Linked DNA regions of Mus musculus: regions 1 and 2 are each linked to region 3. Evidence: chromatin loops called from intact Hi-C (ENCODE). Cell type or tissue: heart. All regions are shown on one strand. Region 1 overlaps Arhgap28 (Rho GTPase activating protein 28). Region 2 overlaps Tmem200c (transmembrane protein 200C). Region 3 overlaps Arhgap28 (Rho GTPase activating protein 28).

Region 1 (8,000 bases), 82 kb after region 3:
AAGCATCTCACCTCTGCATCTCCTGACCTCTGTGCCCTCATTGCACTTCTCTGCTTAACTGTTTCCCCCTCGAGTTTCAGAAGGCTCCCGGGTAGGGCACTGCATTCCTCTCAGTTCTAGCCCTAATCTAACCAGACACAAAACCTGCAGTCCTGCAGGCAGCTCAAATTATGGTCTTCCAGTAAATCTTGACTTAGTCGTCCCCTTACCTCTGAGAGCCACAGATTCTCCTTTAGCTCGGCTTACAGGCTATTTTATTTATTTATTTTTTAGACTCAGGCGGCACCTTGGCAAATAAGCCCTACTGTGACTGTGCCACATCTTTGGAGTCCCTTATCTGTAAAAGATGCCCCGCCCCAAGTGGCTAAGTGTGGTCCTGCCCCAACCCCATGCTTCTCTTCCTTTATGATCATACAAAGTCCTTTGTTTACAGTCCCAAATCTAAACATTAGTCATATTTTGCTTTGGATTAGCTCAACTGCTAGTTAATGAATCTTTAGCCTGCAGTTTAGCAGGGGCCTTTTACGAAATTTTGTCTGTAGAAGACAGATACCTGTCCAAAGGTAGTGGCTGGAAGGCAGTGGTAATTATACACAGAACCCCGGCTGTGAGAAAGAACACATGTGAAGCGAATTCATTATTGCTTAAAGACTTAAGGTAGGGCTCCGGTTAGGAGATGCCCACTGGGGCACAAGTCATTTCTTTAAAAATTATTTTAATCATTAAATTTAATGAATTTATAAAGCTAGTCATTATTTTCAGAAATGAGGGAGTCAAGCTAATAATCCCACCCTAGGCTTCGTGCTGGAAATGTTTACGGCACCCTGGGTCTGTAATTCTCAGGTGCTTTTGTTTATGACCGAAATCCGAGATAAAAGTTGTAACCACTCACTAATGCATACATTATAAAGTAAGCAACATTTCATCAAGGTGTGTGTGTGTGGGGGGGGACTTTTTGGAGTCTCCCAGAGACTCCAAAAAGAAAGTGCGGTGGGGTCCAAGTGATCTTTACTTTTGGATTACCAAATGCAAAAGTTAGAACAATTTTAAAACAAAGTAACAGTGGATGCAGATCTTAAAATATAAAGATAGTGTATTTAAGTTAAAAAAACAAAACAAAACAACAACCACAAAAAAAACCCACTCCATCACAGGACTTAAAAGTAATTTAAAGGAAATAAAATTCAAAGCCCAAGCTGTCCTGCCTCCCCTGGCCCCTGTGTCCGCCGATACACAGTGCGGACAGGACCAGGGAAGGTTTGCTGAGAGCCAGCGCTTGTGTTTCTGCATCGAAAGCCCCTGCAATTACGCTCATTAGGCCTGGGTTTCATGACACAGTAAACATGGGTGCTAATTCATCTGGAGGAGCCTGCACACAGGAAGCAAGACAGAGACCAGGGAAAGGAAGGGCAGATGCAAGGAACAGATACGGATCGTCCAAACTCAAAGTCCCCAAACCCCAGGGCAGAAGGCTACCCTGTGGAGCAGTACAGAATGAAGGTCCTACCCACCCACCTTCTGTGGGACCAGAGCAAAGGCCACTCCTGGATGGTGATGTCCTTTGTCCCAGAACTGAAATCAAGCTGAAAGGCTTGTTACCCTGACTAGAGAAGAAAAGTGTTTCCACCCGGGTGGAACACCTGGCCCAAGTCTACTTCAGTAAATGTTACTAAAATTAGCTACCTGGAGCGATTGGATTAGATTGTTTCAAGCCACCCACCTCAAACCCCCGGAATTGCAACAGAGAGCCTTCAGGGCATTCACTGCTAAGACATCTATTAGAAACCAGTCTTCCATATTAGTAACAAGATTTACTTTGTTTCTTTCTATACCGAGTATTAGCAGCTCACATTAATACCATCAAATTTTAAAACAACCTGCTTTAAGGGACTGAAAAGATCACAACTTAGAATCATCACACTGTGTACCCATAAACTACCAAGATGATTATCATCAGAGCCACTAAAGCATCCACTGGAAACTGGACTTCACAAACGGCCCTAGCAGCCAACTCTGCTCCTCCTTTTAAAGCCTCAGAAAGGAATCCAAAGCCTGAGTTGATGCTGGAAGAAGCATCAAGACTTACCACCGGTCAGCAGGGCAAAAAAGCTCGTTGACAGCACTCTGAGAGAGGCACAGTACAGCTCTACCATGCTGTGCTCTCAGGACCTGGAGGCAGGGGAGCCATCTCCAGCCAGCCTTCTCCACACACCACCAAGTGCTGCCCTGTCCCCAGAGGACAAGCAAGCACGGCTGGGCCCTGTGGCCTAGGAACAAAGGGCAGTAGAGTTTCTGGGCTCTGTGGAGAACTTACTCCCTTCTTGCTTCAGCTATTTAAGGAGGTTGTGCTTGCCGGACAAAAGCTGCCTGCCTCACCGTCTTCCTGTTTGTGTCTGAGCTCAAACTTCCATCCATTTCCCCAAGGAAGACTTACTTTCAAAGTGCAATTAGCAGTAGGAAGGCTGACCTGGAGAAGCGTGGCAGTGGGTGAAGGCTGAGATCTAGAGCCATGCCTTCCCTAAGTAGACACGGGCTCTATTAAAAGTTCTGTAAGAGTCGGAGGCAAAAGCTGGATCTCTTGTGATATAGAAGCGTTTCTCTCTTCAGACTTTTAATGTGAAATGTAGAAGGGAAAAGAATTTGTGGCTGATTAATTCAATATGTGCCGAGCCATAATGCAGACACAAACTGCGCCTATGGTCAGAAGGTAAGGGTTTGATTGCAGAGAGCTTTGCCACTGAAAGCTTCTAAGATCTTGACACAATCCAGTCTCTTCTGGACCTCCAAGTTGTTCATCTGAGTTCATGGGACTAATAACGCTTACTCTGCAAAGTCACTGTGAGAAGTGCGAGCAGTGAATGTAAAAGGTCTCATGCTTAGGCTCATCTGAAAGTCAGATCAGTGGAAAACCGGGCTTGGCATGCAGAAAGCTCTGTGTTCCATCCCCAGCAACACACACGCACACACACACACATACTCATACACACTCAATTACATTCACATACTCATATATATGCTCACACAACTCACACATATGCACATAGACACTCACACATATGCACAGACACTCACACATAAGCACATAGACACTCACATATATGATTACAAAACACAAGCACACACTCACACACATGCACATATACACTCACATACACATATATATGTTCACACAACGTACACACACATATATACTCACACAACACACAAACATACTCACACAACACACACACATGTACTCACACAACACACACATATACTCACACAATACACACACATGTACTCACACAATACACACACACACTCACACAACACACACACACACATATACTCTCACACACACATGTACTCACACACACACACACACACACACGACCATCCTGTAATCGCAGCATGATGCTTAACTTCCTAACTATTACAGACTTATCAGACAGCAGTAGCTAGATTTTTAAAAGCCAGCATACTTCCTCTCAAAAATTACAAGCTAGAGCTGTAGCTAAGTGGTAGAGCACTTGTCTAGCTTGCTCTGGAACGCGGGTTCAATTCCCAGCACAGGAGAAAATGATTTTAATTAAAAAGGGTAACTTTGTTTGCATGCTACGCAACTGCCCGTGAGCATGAAGATTTAAGGAGAGGTAGGACACTCCCTTGCTCTCCAGCTGAACAGTTCCAGTGCCATGAACTGTGCTTGGCACCTAACATCACTAAATCCATGTCAGTGAGTGGAAAAGAAATCAGTTACGTGAATGAGAGGCTAAGTGCGCCATTCCTGACAAAACCAGGCACAGTGTTTGACTGACAGTTAAGCCTGACTGACATGAGTTCAGGCTGAGCATCTGTCTGAAACCCCAAATCTGAATGGCTCCCCCAAATTGGAATCTTTAGAGCAGCCCATCAGGTCGGGGCTTCCAGTTTCAGATGTTCTGATCAGGGATGTGCAAATGTCCCAAAGTCTTTAAAAAAGAAAAAAAAAAATCTGAGCTCTAAAATCTTAGAGTAGATCTCAGATGTCTGGAATATGTATGGGATATGAGACGCACAGGCACCACGCCACAGTAGTGTGTGCACACAGCCACTTCCATGGAGGAAATCCCAGGGGGCGTGAGAGGAAAAGCTTTTGAAAACAACTTCAAAATCAGAGCTGTACGTTCACTTTTATTTTTATGATTTAAACTAGCGAGAAGGTTTAGATCTCATTGAGATTTTTAAACAGTGCATTTTAGTGATTCTCCTTCCCACATGCGCATCTCCCCCCTCACCTCTGACCCCTTATGACCTGGCCCCCTTCCCGTCTCCTTTCCTCTGTGTCCTATATCCACCCCCATCCTTTTTGATCACCTCCTGCTGCCCTGCGTTGGTCTCCTTCCTAGTTTCTGTGAGGCTCTGTCCACATGAGTGCACACGTACACACATGCACATAACATACAACAGGGTCAGTGTGTGAGGAGGACTGTGCAGTTTGTGTCTTTCTGTCTCTTGCTCGTATCATGCTTCCCAAATCCACCCACACTCAGGGCTGCTGTTCTGGGGAGTCAAGTGAGGAATATACACGGGACCTTCATAGGTGCAACGCTCAGTAGAAAGACGTTAACTCACTGAAGAAAACTTGACCTTCGAGTTTCTCACGCCTGCTTCTGTTAAACCTCTAAGCTTGTTCTCTTGAGCCCTGTATACCCCGGAGAGGGTGTCAGGAGACTCACTGAATATTTTTTTTTTAAGAGCATTACCTTGACATGAAGAATAAAGACTTGGGTCCCTTGTGGCTCTTATGATCCACTTACTAATGTTTGATACAAGCTTGCTGGGGGAGAAGATGGCATATGAAACAATCCACTGTTTAGGTTTTCTCTTTACTGCCTGTGACGAGGTCACGGCAGACAAATTCCTTGATGGTTATTCATGGATCCACGTGTAAGGAAGAAAGTGGTTTCATTAGGTATTTGTCCATTTCATGTAGAGACTAAGAGAGATCCGACTCTTCACAGAGTGCACATGAAAAGGTCATGTGGCACACTGTTCCCTACTTCTCGGGAGGCCTCTCTGTTCCCTTCAGGAAGAGAACTTCCCTGGCCCACTCTTTTCCTCTGGACTCTTCAGGCTCCCGCTTTTTAATGTAAAATGAGACTAATCCCATTAAGCTGTCCTTGTAAGTGGTAATAGTGGGAAAATAAATATTTAGAATTGCTGACTCTGAATGACGTCATTTCAGTTCCCAAATAGAACCAGTCCGATCTTATCCGTAAACCTCCTACAGATTTAGCATGGTAAGTCTCCAAAGAACAGAGGAAGGTGGTGAAATAACACCAGACTCCACTGAAGCCAGGGCTTCGCCTCTGTAGAAGGGCAAGCACCTGGGTCATGTGTGAGAAGACGGCTGCATCCTCTGCAGACAGAAAGGAACCGCAGAAGAATCTCTGCGTCCACAAGGAACTGCTCTCACCTGTCTGTCTCTATGACCTCACTTTTCAAGGAAAGGATTCCCCCTCTTCTTCCTCTAGTTTCTCCTCTTGCTCAGAACTGCAAACGCTGGAGGCATTTTTAATTGCCTGACTACAGACTCTAAGGAGTTCTGAAATGGATTTTTAGCAGTTGCTGGGTTTCTCAAGCTTGCATTTAGCTTCCAGCCTGGAAAGTGCACAGGGTTTGTGAATTCAGCTCCACGAGGTGATCAAGGCACTAACTCTGCCTTTTCCAGAACAGCAACTTCAGCCTGGAGCTGGAGGAGGGGAGGCTGGGGCTCTTTGAAGCACCCAGAAGCTCTGGCATTCCTCCCCTGGCATGCTGCTCTGTGGCCAGGTAGCTGCGGTAGAAATCCTTTACTGCCCCCTTTCTGGCACACTTAATCAAGACCTGCACCCACCGTATTTGATTGGTGAATAAAAAGATAAAGTCGGGGAGCCGGCCAAGACTCTGGTAGGCTGTTTTTGTTGTTATGCAAGTCTCACTTCAATGCAATTTATCAATAACTGGGGAACATCTAACATTGCTAGTATTAAATAAATGTCTTCTACAGGACAGAACATATAAAGATCTGTCTTGTAGGAGAAGAGAATTTATAGGTCTGACAATAAAGGAACAAATATCACAGAACTGTGCCTGCTGTCCACAGATCCCAAGTACACACACATCACAATAAAAAAATGGTTTTCCTTGTTCTTGTGTGCTGCCTTATAGTGGGTAAAACTTTCCTACGAGCTGGCTCCAATAACTAACCTGTAAGGAATAAAGCAGGGAAAACAAAGTCACACGGAGGGGTTCATCTCCACAGAGGAATATTTGAATTGTTACATTAATTCCAAGAGGGCAGGACTATTTCTTTTTTAAGGCGAGTAACAGAGACAGTATCTCTTGCTCTTTTTCTCCATCCTAACTTGCTGCAGAGAGGCTCGGCTGTGCTCAGAAGACACAGATTGGTAGGTTAACCTTCATAGTCTACAACTGATTCAAATGCTACGAAGACAGATGGAAATCACTGTGGCACAAAGGTAGCATGTAACAAGGGAGGGACATACAGCCTGATATTAAACTTGCCAAGTACACAGGTTAAGGACATGGCTCAGTTGGAAGAGTGCTTGCTTAGTAGTCATGAGCCCTGGGTTTGTTTCATCCTCAGTACCACGGAAAATGAGCCTTCCTGGAACATGTCTGTAAGGACCTGCACCAGGGAGGCAGAGGCAAGAGGACCAGAAGAGCATCCTCCGCTAGAAAATGAACTGGCTGGCGGCCAGCCTGGGATACATGCAACGTTGTCTCAAAAGCAGAATGCAAAGCACCAAGTGAGAAGGGCATGGGTTTAAGTCCACTTCCAGCTGTATGAGCTCAGACAAACTTCTCAATCTCTCTGAGCTGTGCCTTCTTCATGAATGAAAAGGACCACCTTGTTAGGTCGTGGCAATAATTAAATAAATCATAAACGCCAGCCCCTTAACGTAGTACTTTTAGAAATTCCCCAATCGACAGCTCAGATTTAGAGAAACAAAATCAAACAGAACACATTTGAATGGACAGAGATGTTTAAACCCGTCGTACAATAGGGGATTCCTTCTTATACCTGGAAGAGTCTGAACACACAAGCTGCCCCCGAGCCACATACTTGATACATGAAAGATGACGTAGGAAAGGGTTTCACAAAGAGTGAGAGTCCCAAATCGCCCCTTACCTCTCAACTGTCATACCCCTTACCTGTCTGGGACGTGCCTCCACAGTCCTGGGTTCAATCTGAACACTTCAGCTGATCCTGCACGCAGTAATCTCCTGCACTATTCTGTAGAGAGTCTCCAAGGGTGCCTTAATGTCTAGAAGACTCTTAGCATGTCCTCATAAACTGATGAGATTGTCCCTTCAACTATAAACAAGTAGGAAACCAGATTAAGTCTAAGAAACTGTTTACAGATATTAGACACAGGAAGTATCGGATACGGTCCAAAGACGAGGGACCAAGCAGGGCTTTCTGGGAGTTAATCCCAGCTCTCTCTCTGTCTGACAGGAGGCTCCGACTGCAGAGGGAGACCAAACTCAAGAGCACTGTGGTCTCCTCCAGCTGGGGGCACAGAATGGCATTCTGGGAGGCTCAGGCAGAAAGAATCTGCGAGGGAAAGCACCAAGTGCCAGACAGGAAGGAGGGAGGCAGACAAAGAGCTCAAGAATCCACAAGGCATTTCCTTGGGTTTGAGGCTGAATATCAGGTCACGGTGTTCAGGGTCAACTTTATGGAGTCTGACAAAAAACAAATGAGTTTCTATAAGTTAAACAATCCCCAAGTCCCCTTTGCCTGGCTGACATGTGAGCCTTGTCCAGTTGGAATAGAAAGTCTTTGTCAGAGAGACTGGGGCTTTTAGGTCACGACCTCAGAAGTCTACTTTGGTGAAGCTCAGTCATTTCTGAAAGGCTACTCTAGGTCTGCCCTAAACATTTTAATGGAAATAAGACAAAACCTTCACTTATCTTGCACTAAACAGCAACAAGACGAACACAAGCCCAGCATTCAAGCCAACGTAACTCCC
Region 2 (8,000 bases), 970 kb after region 3:
AGAGACTCGCGGCCCTGAGGGCCAGGGGCCGGGGGTCGAGGACCTGGGTTGGGTGCAGGGCACAGCATCGCTCACAATCTGGGGCCCTAAGTCTTTGATGCTGGGTTCTATCCATCATGAGCAGAGAACTTGATTCTCTCTCTTGGAAGCAGTTGTATTTTTAGACATCCCTCATTTGATTTCCCCATCCTCCATTCCTTAACCAAGGCAGGACTCGCGCCAGGCAGCCAGTTGCAAAGGCAGACAGATCCACTGCTAAGTTTGTTTTCCTTCCTTTGGTCTAAGGAAAGCTTGGGGGGGGGGGGCTTTTCTGTGTCACCTGACCTCTGTCAGTATTCTGTGTCAGATCGTGATATGCTGAAAAGGAGTTCGTCTTTCAAGAGAGCTGGAAGAATAATAAACTAGGGAATAATTAGAAGCTATTAAACTAATTTTAAACATCTTCTGTAAACCTTGTTAAAATCTATTCCAACTTTTCTTATATTCTGCTGGATGTAAAGCTGGCTTGCAGAAGAGGAATGCAGAAAGGTGCCTCTTTCATGACATCCAGCTCCCGGGGGGCATCTCTCTTCAGAGAGCCACCCTGGCTGCTGAAGCTGGCTTTGTTTCTAAAATGCCTAGACCTTAAAGTCTCTTGAAGCCAATCTAGACTTCAAGACTATTAAAGACCTGGAGCCTACAGTTCAACTAAAGCAGCAAATTTTATGTTGCGACATACAATAAGTATAAACATGTGGGGCGAGTATATTTGGTGTTTATACTTACTCTCCTGTGTATTTGTACGTACTCTCCTGTATCTCCAAATATACTTCTCCGGTATATTTGGTGTTTATACTTACTGGTAGAGGACCTTTTAAAAACCAGATTTTAAAGGTTTGCAGATGTGGTCTCACTGTTGACACCTCCCTAAAACATTTAGGATTTCTTTACTGAATTCCAACCAAGTTCCAAAGAGATATTGTTCTTTGCAAACAATAAAAAACCTGACTGCCATTTGCTTGCCCATGTGGAGAAAAGATCATAACCAGATTGATATACCAGAAGGAATCAAGGGTCATAGCTCCTCACTTAAGCACCAATTAAAAGCGAAATTCTACCCAAATAACTTACATTTTCAAATCTATTCTACTACATGGACTGCCTTGCAAAGTGTGTGTGTGTGTGTGTGTGTGTGTGTGTGTCCAAAGGCCTGTGATGGTCATCTTTAAGAGCAACATAATGCCCTTAATTTTTAGCATCTCTGTTATAGAAGGGAACATAGAGAATGCACTCTGAAGACCCAGCAGGACTGGACTTTTAACATTTGATAGATAACCACATATGGGCATCAGTTCTTATTCCTGCTTAAACTGTATAGTCAACAACCCAAAGAGCTCCCCAGAGCTAAGCCATGGTTGCTGCCTCCTCTCTCTCACCCCACCCCTCACCCCCACCCCTAAAATGACCTCCTGAGAAAGGATGGAGAAAACAGCTTTTCTTTGTGGAAATGCCTTCCTATAAATCATCATTATGAGGACTGCTTTACCTAGGTAATTGCCTATTCATTTGAATACTTGGGTTCTGTAGAATACTGTTGGTATATTAATCAAGGGTCAGAAAGCTACTGTGGTCGAATTTTCTAATATTGTCATTTTCCCACACAAGAGAAAGGTCTTTCTTGGGGAGAGTCCAGAGGACTTCTCATATCCCCTGATGAAATCTAGCACAAGATACCTTTAAAGGGAGTTCCTCCAGGGGAGGAGAGAAAGCCAGAGGAAGAGCTGGGTTACATAACAATTACCTAAAAGGAAATATTCCATACCAAGAAGCTGTCCAGATGTTGCAAAGTTGAGATGAGAGGATCGGGAGAAGCCCCTGCGTGCCTAGTGGTCCAGGATTTGAGTAGCCGCGAGGCAACTTTGTGGAAAGATCTGTTGCTGGTATTGAAGTAATATCTCTTAGATTTTCTGGGCGATGAACAGTGTCAGTCATCTGAAGTCAGCCACCCTGTCCGTGCGTGTGTGGCGTTTCGCTCTCATCCTGGGAACTAAATTCCTTTCTTTTTATACAGTAGTAACTTTCAAGAACTGTTTGGTGACTTTGGGCCCCACTTGGGCAAATGTCCTGGCTCAGAGGCCTGGTACACCAGAGGCCCCTGCTTTGGGAAACTTTTCCATTGCAGTGAGAGGCAGGGGTAGGGTATGGGGAAAGGCTCTGACCAAGAAAGTCCTCAAACATTACTTTTGAGTCTCCACATCCACAGGATTTACAAGTATGTCAGGGCTCCCACTGGCTGCCAGCCAGGAAGCTTTCAGATAGAGGGTCTTGGAACATGTGGGGGATGGGATGGGGAGAGAGGAAAGTTTTTCTCAAACTGGTTCAAACCACCGTTTCTTTCCATCGCACAAACTGGTCTTTGATTTGTGTACACAGCTTTGGGGTGGGGGTGGAGACACACCTGGAGTTCCATCCAGGGGCAGGGGCAATCCTGGCACGTGGGCGGTTTCCGGCAGCCAAGCCCAGCACCCTCTGACTGTGTTCCTCTACTTTGCGCAGGAGGAGGTGACCAAGCAGCTAGTGGGCAGCTGGCGCTCCCCCCACACAAGCTTCAGCCGCAGCAGCCCTACGGGCTAGCCTTGCATTCCACCAGTTCACCATGATCGCCACCGGTGGCCTACTGAGAATATCTGCGAGAAAGCAGGATCCTCTCCGGCCCCCCAGCCAGGTCCCTAAGCGCAAGAGGAAAGCCAAGAAGAGGCGTAAAAACGACGTGGTGGTGGTGAAAGGCAAACTGAAGCTGTGCTCCATCTCGGGGCTCATTGCCCTTTGTGGGATCCTAGTGCTATTGGTGGGCATAGCCATGGCCGTGGTGGGCTACTGGCCAAAAGCCAACGCCGCCAACAGAGGTGGGAGCAAGCAGTTACTGCCTGTGGGCAGTAGCCATCGCATTGGGGCCATCAGCAACAGCAGCAATGGCAACAAAAACCCAGCCAAGAGCCACTCTGGGACCCCAGGGGGTGCCAACTCCAGTTCTGTGGGCGGGCCCTGGAGTCCGCCTCCTGCAAGATCTGCAGCCACCTCCTCTTCCTCTTCCTCTTCCTCTTCCTCTTCCTCCTCCACGTCGGTGGGCTTCTTCTTCCGAATCTTCTCAGGCTACTTGCACTCAGACAAGCTAAAGGTCTTCGGGCCCCTCATCATGGGTATAGGCATCTTCCTCTTCATTTGCGCCAACGCGGTGCTCCATGAGAACAGGGACAAAAAAACTAAGATCATCAACCTGCGGGACCTCTATTCCACTGTCATCGACGTGCACAGTCTCCGCGCCAAAGATCTGGCAGCAGCTGCTGCTGCGGCCGCCGCGGCTGCGGCTTCCTCCTCCGCGGCTGCCCCCGGCTCCGCGTCCCACGGGGCAGCGCCGCTCAATGGCTTTCTCAGCTACGTGCAATCTCGAGGCCTGGAGCTGAAGCCAGGCAGCTGCGCGGGCTCTGCGGACGCCTTTGGGGCTGCTGCAATGCTGGCCAGGGGTTCATGGCCCCACCCCACTGGGCTGGACGGAGGCAGCGGTGAGACTCAGGAGGCAGGGTCCCCGCCGGACCTGGCTTCATCTCCGCGCTGTCCACGGGAGCCCCCAAGTCTGACAGAGGCCGTGTACAGCATCTACCGCGAGCGCTCCAGTAGGGCTGGCCATCGCCGGACCACAGTTGCCGCGGTGGCTGCGGCCACTGCCACTGTCACCGCGGCTGCCAGCGGCGGCAGCAGCCCGGCGCCCTGCAGCCCAACCGGGAGTTGGGGGCGCCAGAGCACCACCAGCTCCCTCGTGGGCTCCTCGCTGAGCGCCTTCGCCCTGTTGCCCTTGCAAGGGGATCGGGACAGAGACGGGGACTCGGAGGGCGCAAGCTGCAGCTGGCATAGACCTCCCGGGGAACGCGGCTCCCGGGATCTCCCCAGGGGAGAACTGGACCTGAGCCTGACCGACCTCCGGGGAGCCGAGGGAGGAGCGCGCTGGGCTTCCTGCGAGCCCGGGGAGCCCGAGGGCGCGAAGACAGCACGCACCGCCAGGGGGCAGGGCGGCCGCTTGCCCAGGACCCGCAGGTACGCGGCCTGGCGGCGCCGCAGCACCAGTGGGCTCCCGGACTATCGGGCTCCACCGTCGCCCGAGCCCCCACCCTCCTCGAGCGCAGAGAACCTGGACTCAGGCCCCTCTGCTACAGCCGCCACGCCCTCGCTCCCTCTGCGCCCCGAGGAGGACTCGCCCCGCGTCCGGCGGGATTCCCACAGTTCTCAGTCGGATGACCAGTCCAGCAGCAATAAGGGCTACACCCCCCTGAGGGAGGCTGACACCTCTGTAGAGTCGGTCGTGGATGTGGTGGCCAAGAAAAGGCTAGACTGTGAGGATGTTACAGATCCCAGTACTGAGCACAGCTCCCCCGAGGGTCCCAGTCCAGGGCCAACTAGGGCGGAGCCTCTGTCTGTGCAGAGGCAGTTTACAAACAAGGAGAAACTCTTCCTCATTTCCAGGTCTCACACCCCAGGAGTAGAAGACCCCGAATTGAAAAAGTCTTCCAACTAGGGAGGGCGGGACAGGGAAAGGAGACACGCTGGTAGAGTCCCACTGGACTCTGCATTAAAAGCCCCACCCACCCACCCTACCCCGATTCCCCTGTGGACAGGTCCGAGGAAACCATTCAATATCCAAAGAGCTGCAGAATATTATCCTTGAATTACGTTCACAAGCTTCCTGTAGATAACTCAAGCAATTTTTTTTAAAGAAACAAAGTCGTCTTTTTACGTCCGATGGTGATTGTACGTTCGATGAAAACCAAATGTATTAAAAGATCACAATCTAGTTCATTAGATGAAACTCTCTTAATTTTCTTAGGATCAAAATAATATATTTTTGACAGTAACTCTGTACTTTACTCCTATTTTTCTTTGTCCAGCCCCGCCCAGCTTCCCTCGCTCCTGGACTCTGCTGCTGACTTCATCCGTAGCTGCTTGTAAAGGAATAACAAGCTTTTTATTTCTGCCCTCTTGCAGAGTCTAGAAGAGTTTGTGTCAATTCTCTTAGAATTGAACTTTCTAGGTGGAGTCAAAGCCCCAAAGCATGAGTATTCGGGAACGAGGGCCCCCTTGCCTCACCCCACGCTTATCTACAGCTGTCCAAAGGATTCTATTTTTTAAAAGGGATATTTGAATTTTGCTACCAGGGTATGTGAAGACCAGAGGGCGCCAGCAACTACACTGGATTGTGACATTCTTAAACTCACAAGACCAAGTACACCATGCATTACTGAGTATTATCACACTTGTATGGAAAATAACATTAATATTTAAAGTCTTTTTTTAATAAAAAGTTCCCAAACAGTTAAACATAATATCGCCTCATTTTGCTTGAGCTCTCGTGGTTCTAGAGCACAGGAAGCCCCTAACAATTTCTCTCCTAAATCCAAAATATAATATTTGCCTGTTCAGACTGTAGTCACCTTCTCCCAGAGTGACAGAGGGTCGTCTGTGAAGGTGTGAGTGAGCCAGCCAACCCATTTCCAGTATGTTTTTAACTTGAAGACAGAGGCAAGCATGTGACCCCTGTGTATTTCTTTGAATAAGTAGTATATTTTTTTCTATAATACTTGTAGTTAACCTGAAGTTTAAATTACAGGGATGCCAGGCTTAAAAACTCCCTTCCCACCCATGAATGTTTCTCTATTTGATTTTGATTTGGGGTCCATGTTCCTGCATCTCTGGCTGACATAAGCCACACAGTCATGCTATAATAATTCTGAAATAGTTCACAATCTGTCAGCTAGCCAGTTTTCAAGGCCAGAAAACAAAACAATTTACAGTACTGCTCCTTCTTCTTTGGAGTGTGACCTGCGACTTCATGGCCTAAGACATAACCACTGCTTTTAAAGAAAACCTGGTGACAGATGTGCTCGTATGGCTCCTCGCGCCATGCTGCAGAAGGTACATGGATTTGGGATAGAAGGATCTCATGGCATTTGCTAGCTGTGGAACTCTTAAGGGCAGACAAACAGACCTCTGCCCTCAGATCTGTAAGATGAGGTTAACAAGAGCCACAAAGCTCTAAAGGAAGCTACTACACAGCTGAGAGGGAGAGCAGAAGCCAGGCTTAGAGCACAGTCTCTAGTGGAATTTCTGAAGAGATACAATTTATCCCAGGGGCTATTGTCATTATGTCTACCCTTGTGATGTATCTTCTGCCCGCTGCAGCAGAAGGCCAGGCCCCACCCAGGGGCTTCTGCAATCTGGGGTGGTTATTCATTATCTGCAGAAACACAGACAAATCTCTTAATCCTTTTGGGCCTCTGGTGAACGATGTAATCTTTGTGATCCCCTTCAGCTCTAAGAGCTTAACTTAAATTCAGGGTATTGGGTTTATGCTGGATACAATCTTATATTTGTACACACAACTTAGCAAAAGATATGCTCCATAAACTTCCATATAACTTTCTGTAATGAAATTTAAATGGACCTAATGTTTCCTCAAACTATACACACTAAGCTAATAACTTGAGTCTCTGGATTAATTTATTGAGCTTTTCTATAAAGCAAAAGTGAGTTTCTAACAGATGAGAGAGACAAACAAGTACAACACCCCTCCCCCATCATTGTATCTTCATTCATTCTACTGTTAGAGAGTATGTTATTTAAAAGTTAACCAAAAAAAAAAAAAAAAAAAAAAAAAAAAAAAGGCCTGGATATTTTTCAGTGCTGTTTCCAGTCCCCAGAACATATAACAAATTATAAAGTTATTCTCTCTTAGCTTAACTAAGGAGGGATGGGCAGAATAAAAAATTCCCCTGCAAACCAGAAAATTCAGCCTAAATGACTGACTGACTGCAGTTACTCATACTGATGGGTTAATTATTTGGATCATTTTACATAAACACTAATTGCCCATGTTAATTTCATATAGAGGCCTCCTGAAGTTAAATCCTTAAGCAACCTAACCTAGCTCAATATCAAGTGCTACTCTGTATGTCCTGTGGTGATTCACAGCCTTAACAACTATAGAGAACAAATCTGCAATAGCCATGCTAATTTTTTCTTACTATTTACTGAGGTCCATGTATTTATCTCCCAGCTTCATATATAAGATCAATGAACCTGCGTGGCAGCTCTACTTCCTGACCACAGAGAAACAGCCTGAAGTCAAAGGATGGAGGGCTTGCCCAGGGCTTTAGATATGGTCAGTTGTAAAGGTTTTACAAAGATTTACAAAGATTTAGACCTGCTGGTGAATGATGGGATGTGATTAGAAATTCTGGAGACTATTTCAATCTTTTTTTTTCTTTCTTTACTTCCTATTAGATGTCCTTGCAGGGCCACTCATACAGATGTGCAGAGAAATGCTAGGATCCAGTCAGATAGAAAACCAATGCTTGTGTTTGAATGCAGCAAATGGCATAGGTATGCATTTATGTAAGTTTTCAGAGATCTCTGGACCCAATCAGTAAGGATACTTGGACTTTCCAGACCATAGAATTCCCCACCTTTTATGTATAATAAACACAGCTTTGGAGATTTAGAAAGACCACATCAACCTGTTCAGGGCAGAGCAGCAATGGTGGGAGAAAGGTGCTGAGCTGTTTGCAGTGACAGCAGGTTTGTTCCCTCTTCCTTTGAACTTCTGCCCTGTACTGAGTGAGGGGGTCTCCATTGAACTGCTCAGACTCTCCTCTCAGTCTCTCTTGCTATACAGTAGGAATTAAAGCGGGACCTACCTCACAGAGACCAGGTACTGACAAAATGGCTTAATCTACCTAGGAAGTGCTCGTATCAGGTTTGGCACATGGGCAGTGCTATGAACACTTCATTAGTTTCATTTCCAACGATATCAATGCTATGTACACTTATTTCATATGGGCTTCTTTTTTTTTTCTCTCCCAGAATAATTTTAGGTTTTAAAAAAAATCCAATGTGTAATCAGTAGAGTACAGTGGCCCAAAGTGTGACTTCCAGGTCTTACATAACACTGCCTGGGTTTCTCAGTCTGTTAA
Region 3 (8,000 bases):
CAGTGAACACACTGAAGGGTGATCAGCCTTCGGTAAGCAGGTTTCACACAAAGAAAGGGTTGTCGAAGAAACGTAACTCCCACTCTAACATCATACGCGGGGCACGTAAGAAACTTTTCTCTTCACAGTGGATCTGCACAGAGAGGGGCTTAGAGGCGTGGAGTTTGATTCTGGTGGCGAAGCCTGGCTCTTTGGCTCTCTTTCTAGTCTCTGACTCAGCTGATAACTTAGACAACCAAAGCAGTCCACACTTTATCCTCATTACTGCGTGTTCTCCCCAGAGGCGTGCCTATGAACGGAACACGATAAATCAAAACAAGCTCACTTCAGGAGCCTTCCAAATGAAACTGTGTTAGTATTTAACCAGCTCCTTGCTGAATGGAGTCCTAATTTCCAACCTGCCCATCTTCAGACATCCCTACAAATGAGAACTTGCCACATTCATTTACAAAGAGGCTCAGGTGGCCGATTCTGTCGGCTGGTCAGGCCCAGCACCTATGCTAGCCGGTGACTGATCAGGTAGATGGCTCCAGGCTTGCACCATTCTGCCCAGTGCAGGGCTCCCCTGTTGGGAGGAAGTGACAAGCTTGTACCATAGCCCAGGTCCTACCAGCTCTCTTTCACTACCAACCAGTCCATTGTTGCTTTGGAGGAGCCAATAGACACAGCCTACTTAATTTCTTTTCACTCAAGAAATATGCTGCAGGCTGGCTGGGCATGGTGGCGCACGCCTTTAATCCCAGCACTTGGGAGGCAGAGGCAGGCGGATTTCCGAGTTCGAGGCCAGCCTGGTCTACAGAGTGAGTTCCAGGACAGCCAGGGCTATACAGACAAACCCTGTCTCGAAAAACCAAACCAAACTAAACAAAACAAAAAAACAAAACAAACAAACAAAAAAAAAAACAAAAAAAAAAAAAGAAAGAAAAAGGAAAAGAAATATGCTACCATATTTCAACATTTCTACCTTGACCCTTCTCATAGGTATAGATTCCCTCAAGTATAAGTGAATTAATGAAGGGATTCCTCTCCACCCCTGTGCCTTTTCTTTCATTGGCTTATCACAATCATTTCTTCACCACCACTTGCACATTCTTTTCAAGGCCCATCATTGGGTGTCCACAGACTGGGGTGACCAAAACGTAGGCATGTGTGTGCCCAAAAGGAAGCACAATGAAAGCTTTTACTAGAAAAGGTTCGCCCCTCCAGGACTCCTCACTGCTCTGTAGAGCTTGCCTGTGTGGGTATAAGAAGGCAGAGCAAAGGAATTCACACTGCTGCGCTGCGGTTTTATGTAGATGCTGGCATTACCATACATGGAACTGGGGTTTCAGAGCTGCTGCTGAGTGAGTACTCCAGTGGTTAGGAGCACTGCTACAAATTCTTAGATGAAATCTGACCAAAGAAGAAGCTAAGAATGGGTCTCAGCTGTGAGCAATTAGCAATGGAAGTAAAAGCTCAAAGACTCCTAAAGGCCAAAAAAAAAAAAAAAAAAAAAAAAAGTTGATCCCCTAAACAGGTCCGGGTGTTTCAAACTCCAATCTGAAGACAAGCAACAGTTTTAATGGCAATGTTTCACTCTTCTAGCTTCTAAGAATCGCAGCATGGAAGAGACATACAACCGAAGTACTTAAGAGTATTATGGCAAGCCAAGCCATACTATCAAAGGGACAACGGCGGTCACAGAGACGAGATTTCTGATGCTCACTGGAACTGGGTCATGGTGGCTTAAGAATGTCCCCCATAGGCTCATATATTTGACCGCTTTAGTCATTAGGAAGTGGCACTATTAGAGAAAGGTTAGGAGGTGTGGCCTCGGGAAGTAGCTGTGGTCTTGGTAGAGGAAGTGCGTCATGGTGGGGGGTTGGCTTTGAGTTTTCTAAAGCCCATGCTAGGCCCATTTTTTTCTTCTCTCTGCCTTCTGATCATGATGAAGCTCTTAGCAACTGCTGCAGCATCCTGAGTGCCACCACGCTCCCATGCTCTTGCCATGTTCCCACCCCAGCCCCCGCGCCACGATGACAATGGACTCACTCTCTGAAACTGTAAGCAAGCCCCCCAACCAAATACTTTATTTTATAAGTGTTTCTCGGGTCCTGAGCGACTGAACGCTGACCAAGGCTAGCTCACGTCTTTATCTGGGAAGAGAGATATCACTGAGTACCTTGACTTTGGCAGTACATCCCGAGAGTCGAAAAATTCCTTCCGATTCCAGACCTGATTCCTCGACTTTCTGAAAAAACTAGAAATTGACAATAAATTACATAAATTAAATACCTCTGTAGGATGACAAACATTCTAATAATAATAGTAATAATAATAATAAGAAGAAGAAGAAGAAGAAGAAGAAGAAGAAATAATTCTAAATAATCTATGAACCTGATACACGGATGATTTCTGAAATACTAATAACTGGCCCAAAAAAGTCAATACTGCCTTTGATTTGCCAGCGAGTAAATTCTCCATTTAGATCATCTATGCTGTAACTTCCCAACATCAACTCCTACCCATGGACTCTGTTGGGTATGTTGTCTTATCTACTGTGCTATGTTTCCAAATTGTATCTTTCAAATATGATAATCATTTCTCTTATGTTGACCAACCAATGCTCAATCACACCATGTGTCTACAGCCACACTACCCTGCATGAACGTAATGTCATCTAAATCTACCCTCATTGGTTACAAAGGACCTAAGAACTTAAAAGAATTCTAGAATATTAACTAAGGACTTAGACATGTAAGAATTAACCTCTCTCTTAAATACTCATGGTAGTGGTGGCGATGATGGTGATGGTGTTGATGGCGGTGAGGACATGATGGTGGTGGCAGTGTTGATGACCTTCAGCCACTGCTCTCTCAACCCTGCCTGTACTACTCTCCCCCCTGCTGAGGGAGGCTGAGGACCCAGCTGGGTTTTGCACCTATGTCATCTAAGCTTGTGCTGAATTGCCTTGGGTTAAAGGTTGATTTTTGCAAAATCCATCCTTGACATTTAGGACAAAGTACGTCATTCGTGCTTTAACTTCCGAGCAGGAAGGGCAGCACGGGGACAAGGACTCTCGACTGCGCACGCTCCCACAAGGGCTCCGGGAGCTTGGCACATGCGCTCAAGGACTCTGGGCTGCGCATGTGCTCACAAGGACTTATGGACTGGGCATGCGCTGTGTACCTTTTACGTTGGCTCATCCTCCTCTGCCCCAGTTGCCGTGTTTGCAAAGTGATAAAAAAACAAAACAAAACAAAAAAAAAAAAAAAAAACTGCCCCTTGGGCCTCTCCATGCTAACGACACAGGATATGACGTCATTGGTACAGCCCTTCCCATGGGGAGACTCCCTACAGACAGCCCCTCTGCACAGAAAGGATGCCAGCATCTCTGTCACTGCACCCTCCCTGCTCCTTCAGTGGTCAATTGATCACCAGACTTGAGGAAGCAGCTCTGGTTGAGGTGCCAGGAGCCACTTAGAAGAGGAGAAGAGGGCGGATGCAGAACTGTTAGTGTGGGTAAAAGCAAGTCTGTTTCCCCAGCCAGGGTTTATGTATCATTTACAAACCATTTAAAATCCAGGGAGGGCTAGGATAAAGGCCTGCGGTGTTAAGTGTGCCACCAGGCGTCGCTGTTGCGCGTAAGTGAGGACTTAGGTAAGCCGATTCAGTTGTTACCCATATTTGAAAGTTGTGGGACATTGAGAGACCACTCAGTGGTTATGAACAGACCCTGATCAAGCAGAGGGCCCGAGTTCAATTGGCAGAGTCCTCACAGGGAGTCTTGCCACAGCCTGTGCTTCAGTACCAGGGGATCTGACATCATCTTCTCATTCCCTCAGGGGCTTACATGTATGTGTGCATGCACACACAGAGACACGGACGCATAATGAAAAAGAAACCTAGATCTTTAAAAAAGTAAAGCAATTCTTTAGCAATCATAGAGAGCTCTAGATACAGCAGTTGAGATATTAAAAAAAATCCTTTGGGAGAAGGAGTGGGGTGAAGGATTGTTGGTGGGGGTGGCTGTGAGGGGGGGCAGTGACCAGGATGTAAAGTGAATAAGTAAAAAAAAAAAAAACCTAATAATAATAACAATGATAATAATAATAATAATAATTTGGCTTTCTAGGTTAAAAATAATTATTTTTTTATCAATTATATGTACTTAAAATTTGACATCAGATTCAGAAAACTGATATATTCTGATATCTAAATGCTCAATATATTTTCTACCTCAAATATATTTTATTTAAATTACATATGTGTGTGTGTATATGTGTGTGTGTGTGTATGTGTATGTATATATTGTCTTTATTACCTTGATTTGAGTTGTAAAACTCCATAAAATGATTGCATACACCCATTTGGCAAACATAGCTTTTGATACATCTCACAAAGCACTTGTAAGTTCAGCAAATAGACTATTAACAATCACATCTATAAAGATAATAATCAAAAATGCATGCAAACAAGCTAAGCATAGTGGGTATGCCTTTAATCCTAGCACTTAGTAGGCAGAGGCAGGAGGATCTCTGTGAGTTCCAGTATAGCCAGGTCAACAAAGTGAGACCCTATCTTGATTTGAAAAAAAAAAATCCATATAAACATGTGTAAATTCGTGTAAGCACATGCGTTTACACAAGCAGCATTGGACAAAACAACCAGAAGCCAGAACACTGTCCATCCCTGACAGAACATTGTTCTTATGGAGGAACAATGTAACAAGGTTCCAGGGCATGCAACAACAGCTCCCAAGGTGGAAAGGTTCCCGAGGCTTGTCCCTCCAGTTCATGTGCCTGAAACAGGACCCTCTGTGAAAAGCAATGGTCAGACCTCAATAGGGCTCCCCCAACTTTAACTCTACAAGTGCCCTCGGAGCTCACTGTCTCCTTGGTCTTTTGCCCAGGGACTCACTTTTTGTAACACCAGGGGAACTTTCACTGCAGGGTCCTTCTTCCGGTCATTGTCCAGGAGGACTGTAAGTGGCACTCCGAAAATCCCGTTGTCTGCAGAGAACAGAGCCAAGGGAGGAAGAAAACACTAAAGTCAGGAACGTGTCCTCGTGTCCCAGGGCGGCGCTGAGGCGGGCAGCCTGGTCTCATAGTTACCTCGGCCTCTCACTCGCTCGGTTTTGTTTCTCTTCAGTTGTATCCCAAAAGCATCGAAGAAGGCTGTCAGCTCAATCAGAGAGAGGTGGCGGATTTTCTTCATGTCTTCCACAGACAGGTCCCCCGTCTCGGTCAACCCAAATCTTGTTTTCTGAATGATAAATTTCTAAAAGACACAGTGAAGATGTTCAATTTTTTTTTTAATCAAGTGAAATCAGGACACACTAAATTTATACAACAAAACCTAATGGAAAAATACCTACAAAGAATGTCCTGGACCTAAGAGACAATGAATAGTTGTTTAAGAACACCTAAAGACCAAGGCTATGCTAACTGGAGCCAAAATGGCGCCCTGAAGGGTGGGATTGTGTAGCTGTCAAGGTTGTAGCCAGAGCCCGATCACAGCTGTGACAGCAGCCTCCTCTCCCTTCTCCCCCTTTTCCAAATTAATGTGTTTGTGTGTATGTGCACATGTCTACGTGTAAGCATCGGCAGGCTTGCTGTAGCAGGTGTGTGGACATCAAAAGATGTGTGTCTGTGCACATTTCTATGTGGATGCATAGGCAGGCCATGTGGATGTCAGAAGATGAGTGTCTGTGCACATTTCTACACGTAAGTGTAGGCAGGCTTGCCATAGCAGGCATGTAGGTGTCAGAGTCAGTCCTTGTCTCTCATCCTACTTGACAGGGGCTCTCCATAATGTTGGCTGCTGAGACTGTGACACTACTTGGCTTATAAACGTTGGCAACCTGAACCCTGAACTCCCCTGAACCCTGCCTCTTATCTTAGCAAGGAGCTCTGAGGTTACAGAGGAGCTCTACCATGCGCATCCTCACGTGGGTGCTGGAGGGTCAAACTCCAGCTCAAGATGTTTCCTGGCAAGTGCTTTTACCTACTGTGCCATCCCCACAGCCCAGCAACTGCCTTCTTACAAGGCCTATACCTACCACTGTCCTGTAAGCAGGATTATGCACGGTATGCACACATAAAACAACACAATTAAGCATATCCCAGGAGACACACGGTGCTGGGGCCTGGCCTCCCCAGCTCCCTTACACATACATAAAAGGAAAAACAGCCCTCACGTCGGCACAGAAGCCTTCTCAGCAAGGTATTGGACTGACCACAGGGGGTACTCACAGTTAAGACATAGTCTTCTTTCTTAATGTCCGACTTCTTCCATTTATTTCTATCAGGCATTTCTGTCACCATTTCTGAGTAAGAGACCTCAAAGGACAGCTCTTCAGCCTCTGCTGGAACGTTCTTCCCGTGATAATCATCATCTAAAGAAAAACAAGAGACAGGAGACGCAGTACAACCTTGAGCCGTTTGCTGCAAAACAAACCACCGATGTTTACAAGGTACGCTGGGGTACCGAGATCTGGGGAACAGAGCCTAGCTGACTGGGTGACCTGGTATTGCCTTGACCTTAAGTATGGACACATAGCTGGGCGTGGTGGTGCACGCCTTTAATCTCAGAACTCGGGAGGCAAAGGCAGGCGGATTTCTGAGTTTGAGGCCAGCCTGGTCTACAAAGTGAGTTCCAGGACAGCGTGGCTATACAGAGAAACCTGTCTCGAAAAACAACTAAAAAAACAAAATAAAACAAAACAAAAGTATGGACACATTTCTACCAGTTTCTGAAACAACTGTCCAATCCAAGTTTTAACACTGTAAGCTCTTATTAGTTATGAATGTTTTGAAGGATTAGAGGCTAACCCTGGAAGAACATGTATCTCTCTGTGTTCCTCTGATGTTAAAAAAACAAAACAAAACAAAACAAAAAAACTCCCTCCTACTCTCACAAGCACAAACGGTCACCTTTTACGATTGTTCAGTGTGGACTCCACTGCTAGGTATTCGGGGAACTTATTCTGGATTTCTATAACTTGATATTGGCCGAATCTTTGCATGATGTACATCAAGCAGGACCTGACCGGGTCACACGACGGAAATGTCCCACAGCTGCCTTTCTCAGGCTAGGCTGCAAATTAAGGCAAATGATTCCTTGGCCCAAACCATTTGTCCAACACGGAACTCTGACTTCTGAGTTGGATTTCAACACGACACTTTGTTTCACTGCCTGGCAAACATTTTTATGTGGGAAGTAAAGAATCACTGGGCTATAAACAGAACACTTTTTCTGACGAAAGGTCAAGGGGATCAAAGTGACAAAAGTTGGAATTAATCAGTAAGATCAATGAAAGAGCTGCTTGTGGCACCATTAAAATCAGGGTGGAAAGTTTATAAACGAATGCCTTCCAGTTTTGAGTATGAGCAGAAGCTGGGACACAGCAAAGGGTTGCAGAGGAGTTAGAAAGTGGCAGAGGGGAGGTGAGTCAGGATGTCTGACTTCTGCAGAGGTCTGTGCTCTGCTCACAGGAAGGAAGGATCCAGTCTTCTCTACCCGGAACCAAGCAGGCAGAGTCTCCAAACCACTGAGCCACTCATGTGGGTGTCTGTCTCTGATGGTAGGATTACAACTAGACCCCAGGCAGTAAGCAGACGGACTGGAAAACATTTCTGGGAAGTCTCTCCCCCTGGTTATTTTATTTACAGTCTTAGCATTATTGGAAAAACAATCCACACATCAGGCAATTCTTCATTGGATGAATGAAGCCGATGGATTGTGACAGGTCACAGCTGAGCAGCCATCACCACGATCAATCCTCGGATGCTTTCATCGACTCCTCTTGGCATTTCGATGTGGATGGTGAACGTATAAGCTATGCATCTCCAAGGAGAGGAATGTGTATGTCTCAAAAGACAGGAATCCTGAAGGCAGGGACTCAGGGCCCAGCCTTGGACTAGGAGGATACCATTCGGAGCATCTCTAGTGCTGGGAGTTCAGAGAAGAGCCAGCCCTGTCAGCCTGTGTGCCAGAGGCTGCTCAAGTTCAACACATGC

Evidence for each region. A loop is a pair of places that touch in the nucleus more often than their neighbours do. Peaks named below come from ENCODE experiments on the same cell type or tissue, not always from the same donor. Only the 100,000 strongest peaks of a DNase experiment are listed, where the experiment ranks them.
Region 1: a loop joins it to region 3, with 2.1 times the contacts of the local background. A loop is called at or near these places in 3 of 42 quality-filtered maps.
Region 2: a loop joins it to region 3, with 3 times the contacts of the local background. A loop is called at or near these places in 9 of 42 quality-filtered maps.

Annotation. Positions count from the first base shown.
Region 1 is chr17:67,948,452-67,956,451 of GRCm38, forward strand. All of the region lies in intron 1 of Arhgap28 (Rho GTPase activating protein 28), which reads right to left. Among named protein-coding and RNA genes, the nearest start is that of Arhgap28, 52 kb to the right of the region's middle. In heart, a CTCF peak has its summit at 4,089; no DNase peak of the experiment used is centred here; H3K4me3 peaks cover 462 bases; H3K27ac peaks cover 4,183 bases.
Region 2 is chr17:68,837,789-68,845,788 of GRCm38, forward strand. Tmem200c (transmembrane protein 200C) reads left to right here. Exons shown (of 2, transcript NM_001206661.1): 2 at 2,536-5,350. The coding sequence starts at 2,636. The coding sequence ends at 4,549. Among named protein-coding and RNA genes, the nearest start is that of Tmem200c, 4.7 kb to the left of the region's middle. In heart, a CTCF peak has its summit at 4,042 (motif pointing right); no DNase peak of the experiment used is centred here; H3K4me3 peaks cover 2,798 bases; H3K27ac peaks cover 1,118 bases; H3K27me3 peaks cover 4,895 bases.
Region 3 is chr17:67,866,790-67,874,789 of GRCm38, forward strand. It overlaps Arhgap28 (Rho GTPase activating protein 28), which reads right to left. Exons shown (of 18, transcript NM_172964.4): 7 at 6,234-6,376; 8 at 5,094-5,259; 9 at 4,900-4,991; 10 at 2,162-2,239. Among named protein-coding and RNA genes, the nearest start is that of Arhgap28, 130 kb to the right of the region's middle. In heart, a CTCF peak has its summit at 3,599; DNase peaks (open chromatin) are centred at 102, 3,462 and 3,502; H3K27me3 peaks cover 3,447 bases.